Linked DNA regions of Homo sapiens: region 2 is linked to region 1. Evidence: read pairs that join two places in POLR2A ChIA-PET (ENCODE). Cell type or tissue: PC-3. All regions are shown on one strand.

Evidence for each region. ChIA-PET counts read pairs that join two places held together with the same protein. Peaks named below come from ENCODE experiments on the same cell type or tissue, not always from the same donor. Only the 100,000 strongest peaks of a DNase experiment are listed, where the experiment ranks them.
Region 2: POLR2A ChIA-PET joins it to region 1 with 14 read pairs; 5 of 35 experiments call an interaction of 5 or more read pairs at or near these places.

The regions. Positions count from the first base shown.
Region 1 is chr3:57,329,690-57,332,189 of GRCh38, forward strand. All of the region lies in intron 62 of DNAH12 (dynein axonemal heavy chain 12), which reads right to left. Among named protein-coding and RNA genes, the nearest start is that of ASB14, 38 kb to the left of the region's middle. In PC-3, a CTCF peak has its summit at 1,603; no DNase peak of the experiment used is centred here.
Region 2 is chr3:57,269,682-57,272,181 of GRCh38, forward strand. APPL1 (adaptor protein, phosphotyrosine interacting with PH domain and leucine zipper 1) reads left to right here. Exons shown (of 22, transcript NM_012096.3): 22 at 1-2,500. The coding sequence ends at 6. The region is part of intron 10 of ASB14 (ankyrin repeat and SOCS box containing 14); the gene reads right to left. It overlaps LOC105377102 (a long non-coding RNA gene), which reads left to right. Exons shown (of 3, transcript NR_135535.1): 1 at 1-70. Among named protein-coding and RNA genes, the nearest start is that of ASB14, 22 kb to the right of the region's middle. In PC-3, no CTCF peak of the experiment used is centred here; no DNase peak of the experiment used is centred here.

The DNA of each region.
Region 1 (2,500 bases):
ACAAAAGCCAAAATTGACAAATGGGATCTAATTAAACTAAAGAGCTTCTGCACAGCAAAAGAAACTACCATCAGAGTGAACAGGCAACCCACAAAATGGGAGAAAATTTTCGCAACCTACTTATCTGACAAAAGGCTAATATCCAGAATCTACAATGAACTCAAACAAATTTACAAGAAGAAAACAAACAACCCCATCCAAAAGTGGGCAAAGGACATGAACAGACACTTCTCAAAAGAAGACATTTATGCAGCCAAAAAACACATGAAAAAATGCTCACCATCACTGGCCATCAGAGAAATGCAAATCAAAACCACAATGAGATATCATCTCATACCAGTTAGAATGGCAATCATTAAAAAGTCAGGAAACAACAGGTGCTGGAGAGGATGTGGAGAAATAGGAACACTTTTACACTGTTGGTGGGACTGTAAACTAGTTCAACCATTGTGGAAGTCAGTATGGTGATTCCTCAGGGATCTAGAACTAGAAATACCATTTGACCCAGCCATCCCATTACTGGGTATATACCCAAAGGACTATAAATCATGCTGCTATAAAGACACATGCACACGTATGTTTATTGCGGCACTATTCACAATAGCAAAGACTTGGAACCAACCCAAATGTCCAACAATGATAGACTGGATTAAGAAAATGTGGCACATATACACCATAGAATACTATGCAGCCATAAAAAAGGATGAGTTCATGTCCTTTGTAGGGACATGGATGAAGCTGGAAACCATCATTCTCAGCAAACAATTGCAAGGACAAAAAACCAAACACTGCATATTCTCACTCATAGGTGGGAATCGAACAGTGAGAACACATGGACACAGGAGGGGGAACATCACACTCTGGGGACTGTTGTGGGGTGGGGGGAGGGGGGAAGGATAGCATTGGGAGATATACCTAATGCCAGATGATGAGTTAGTGGGTGCAGTGCACCAGCATGTCACATGTATACATATGTAACTAACCTGCACATTGTGCACATGTACCCTAAAACTTAAAGTATAATAATTAAAAAAAAAAAAAAAAGAAAAATGCCTGATTTCCCCTGAGGAAGAGGACCTTTTGCCAGCAAACTGCCTTTGGACTTGAGCTGCAACATCAACTCCTCCTTGAGTTTCCAGCCTGCCAGCTTACCATGCAGATTCACCAGCTTCCACAATCACACCAGCCAATTCCTTTCAGAAAATCAATCAATCAATCAATCAATTCCCCTCCCCTGTTGTTTTATTTCTCTGGAGAACAGAGGGAAACAAGTAGAAGGCCTGAATAATATAGGCTTTAATTCCATTTAGTTTAACTCAATTCAATTCAACTTAATTCATAGACATTTGTTGAGCTTCTACCATCTGTCAGACATTGCTCTAAATCCTGGCGATACAGAGGAAAATAACACATGAATCTTGACCTCAAGAAGCTCACAGTCTAGTGGGAGACCCTAAAAAGTAAGCAGACAATTATTGTACATTCTAATGGGGTAAGGGCTATGGTATATAAGCACAGGCTTCCAAACACGGCAGACAAAGCAAAAACCCTACATGTGGTATTGAAACAATATCTCTACTGCCCATCAGGGGAGCCATTCTGTAAAGTGCAAATAGGCAGGTGTTCCCAGATACATAGCTATTAAGTCTTCGTCATGAACAAGGGAGGCTACTGGTGATAAAATAATGAATAAACCATTATTTAGGGGTTCCAGGGACTTAAAGTGACTCTCTAGTTAGAGTCACTGTGTATGTCTATACACAGACACATATGCACACACAACTATCAGGCAAGAATGAGATGAATATTAACCAAGTACAAAGGTCTTTGGGAATCAGGGTAAGGAGTAAAACATTTATGTAGGCCTCTGTTTAAATCTACCCAGAGACAGAGCATTAGATAATGTTCCTTGTGAGACTTTACTAAAACGGTAAAATTTTTTTCTTTTAAAAAAAGAAGGAAGAAACGAAGGGACTATTGCAATCACTTTCAAAACCTTCATATTTTTCATGGTGTAGGTGAAGTGACTTACTGGTAAAGATTCTTTCCTCAAACAAACCTTAGTTAGACAGGCTCCTCTGAACCCCTTTTTCTATGAGGCCTTGTCTTCAAGAGCCCAGTTGTAGCAAGAACCCTGCTAGCCAGTTTAGTGAGAGTCCCCTACCCTCTACATCTGATCGCCCTCCATATCTGATCAAATTCCTCATACCCTGCCATCTCCCAGGTGGTATCTCATCACCCTGGCCTGCTTTCAGCAAGAATTTTGTTAGGTCAGGGTAGCAAGAATTCCCCCTACCCTTGGTGTCTCTTCTTAGTAATTTCCCCCCACCCTGCTCCTTGACTATAAATCCCCAACTGTCTCTGCTGTATTTCGAACTAAGCCTGAGCTCTCTTTCCTACTGTGATAGTCTTGAACAAAGTCTTCCTTACTGCTTTAACATTTGTCATGAATAATTTTTTAACATTACTCAAAGTTTAAACTAGATGTATGAACATGGTT
Region 2 (2,500 bases), 60 kb before region 1:
GCATAAGCTTATACTTTTGGTAGATATTCCCCCTTGGAATTTGACAGTTTCTATGGTGAAATGGCAGAAGGTAACAACTATGTTGAAATATCAAGGAGGAGATTAAGCTTTATATTTGCTTATTTGTTGTAGCTACATTTTAAAAAAAAGATTGAACTTGATGACTTAGGTTTGCATTGATCTTTTTTCCCCCTTAAACATAATGTACTATGTATTAACATCTAAAGGAAACCTGCTCATCTCCCTGAAGCAGACTGCTGAGGAATTACATTTGCTCAAGAATTTTTTCCGTCAAATTGTGAACTTTTAATTCTTGCATTGTAATTGGCTGTGTCCATAAGAAATCATTTATTCTTCAGGCTTAGACATTCATGGATATGCTTTTCTTTCATTAGGAACATTTTGCTGGTGATGAGGAAGCATTTAGCTGAATAAGTTTAAAGCCCTTTATACAGAGAATTCTACAAGTTTGCAAATATTTTAACAATATTAAATGTGCAATAGAACTTTTATAAAATAATTAGAACAGAGATTTTACAGTTAAGGTTTCAAATTGTGGCAGGTGGTACTGTTGATCTCAGGGTACTTTCTGGGATTGCTCACATTTCTCTAATGTACTGCACTTGATGCCAGTAGGAAAGAAGCTTAAGTGTCTTCAGTTCAAGATTGATAGAGCCCTTGGCATTTTATTATCACATTCTTAGTTCTCAGGTTGGGACTTCAATTACTGCTGCAGAGCAGTAGTGGTTAAAAATAAGATATTGGAATTTATTAAAAGATTTTTGTTCAATACATTTTAGATTAGGATTGACAAGTAAAGATACTGCTATGGAATGATACATTGTATTTTCTGCATTGTGTGAAATAGTTTTTATTGAAAGTCAAGTGACATTTCAAAAGAAGTTCTATAACAATTATGTTTCATGCTTAAAGTAAAAATTCCCAGAGTTTAGTTTAGAAAATGTAATCTTTTAAATTTCAGACTGATATATTCCCAGTATTTTCATAATGCCATGTTTTGATAAAGTACTGAATCACCACTTTATATCCACAAAGGCAAATAACTAATGTATGATAATAGAATAATTTGCACTAATTATTGTAAATATGTCTACTCTTCAAATGAGTAAAAGGTCCAATTTTGTGAAAGATTGAAAATGAATTGAATGCCTAGTAGAGTATAGGAGAAGTTGACCAAGGAAGGATTTAACCTGGTGCCAAGGTTAAAATAACATTTCTCTACTGCCTATTGTTTATGTTAAACCTTAATTTTTTTTCTGTAATCACTTTTAACACTGCTAATAGAAATTATGTTTTCATGTGTTTCACATGAAAAAGTATATATATACAAAGTTAATATAGTGGGTAAAATACTTTACATAGTCACACATTTACAAATTTTTCAAGAGGTTAGCCACTAAGACTTTAATAATTTTACAAGGGAAAAAGCCTTTTTTTTTCTTTGATATACAGTTTTTTCTTCTTAGTTCTGCATTAGAAATGGCATCTGTTTTAGGTCTCAAAATATAACTCAGCTGTTTCACACTGTATATGTACATTGTTTTCTGTAGGAATAGGATAATGATATATAGGATCATGATATTCCTTCTATCCATGTGCCAAATGGGTGTAATGTTTATTTACTGATGCTTTATGTTACCAAAACATACAGTAAAAAAGTAGAAATTTATGAAATACTTTTGATAAAAAGTTTATTTTGTGCTTACCAAAAGGAATGCTTTCACAATAGTGTATCAGTTCTTTTGTTTTGTTAAAGTTGGAATTTATTCTGTTGCCAGCATTTAAGTAGTCATGGCAAGTCCTGTTTTTAAGACCTTTTGGAGACTGGAGCTTTCTGTTCCATTAAGTCTTTTGTTTATACTACAAATTGTCACCTCACTTAGTTCAGATGAAATCTGTTACTCTACAAGGAAGGTGTTCATCATTAGGAGGCAGCTTTACTAAGCTGGTGCTTTGCATGGTAGCAAGTGCTGCCCTTTATCAGCACCCTGGGTCATAGTGTAGGCTAGAGTTAAGGCACTGGCAGACTTAGGGATGCTGGACAGACCTGTAGTTCGTTTTAAGTCATGTTCACAGGAATTTCTACAATAATAAACCCATCATCTCCATAGGTCAGATCGAAGTGCATTCCAATGCTAAATAGAAGTTATGAGTGGGTTTAACAATTTTAGATGATTCAGCTTTTGTTCCATTACTGTTGAACTATATGAACTATTCCATTACTGCAGAGATTTAAGTATCTGTTTTAATAAGCTCTTTTTGTTATTTAAAGGCTGCCCATGGGTTTCTGCCTAGTGGTAAAGCTGATTGTTACCCTCCTTTGAAATCCCTTCTAGTTCTGAGATGCTTTGAGGGTAACTGGATTCGATTTTGGGATATCTTTTCTCACATTCAGACTTACACTTAATGGTGTTAGAAATCAACAAAACTCCTTTTTAAAAAGAAAAGATATTAAGCCTGCCTACTTCTACAATGCATT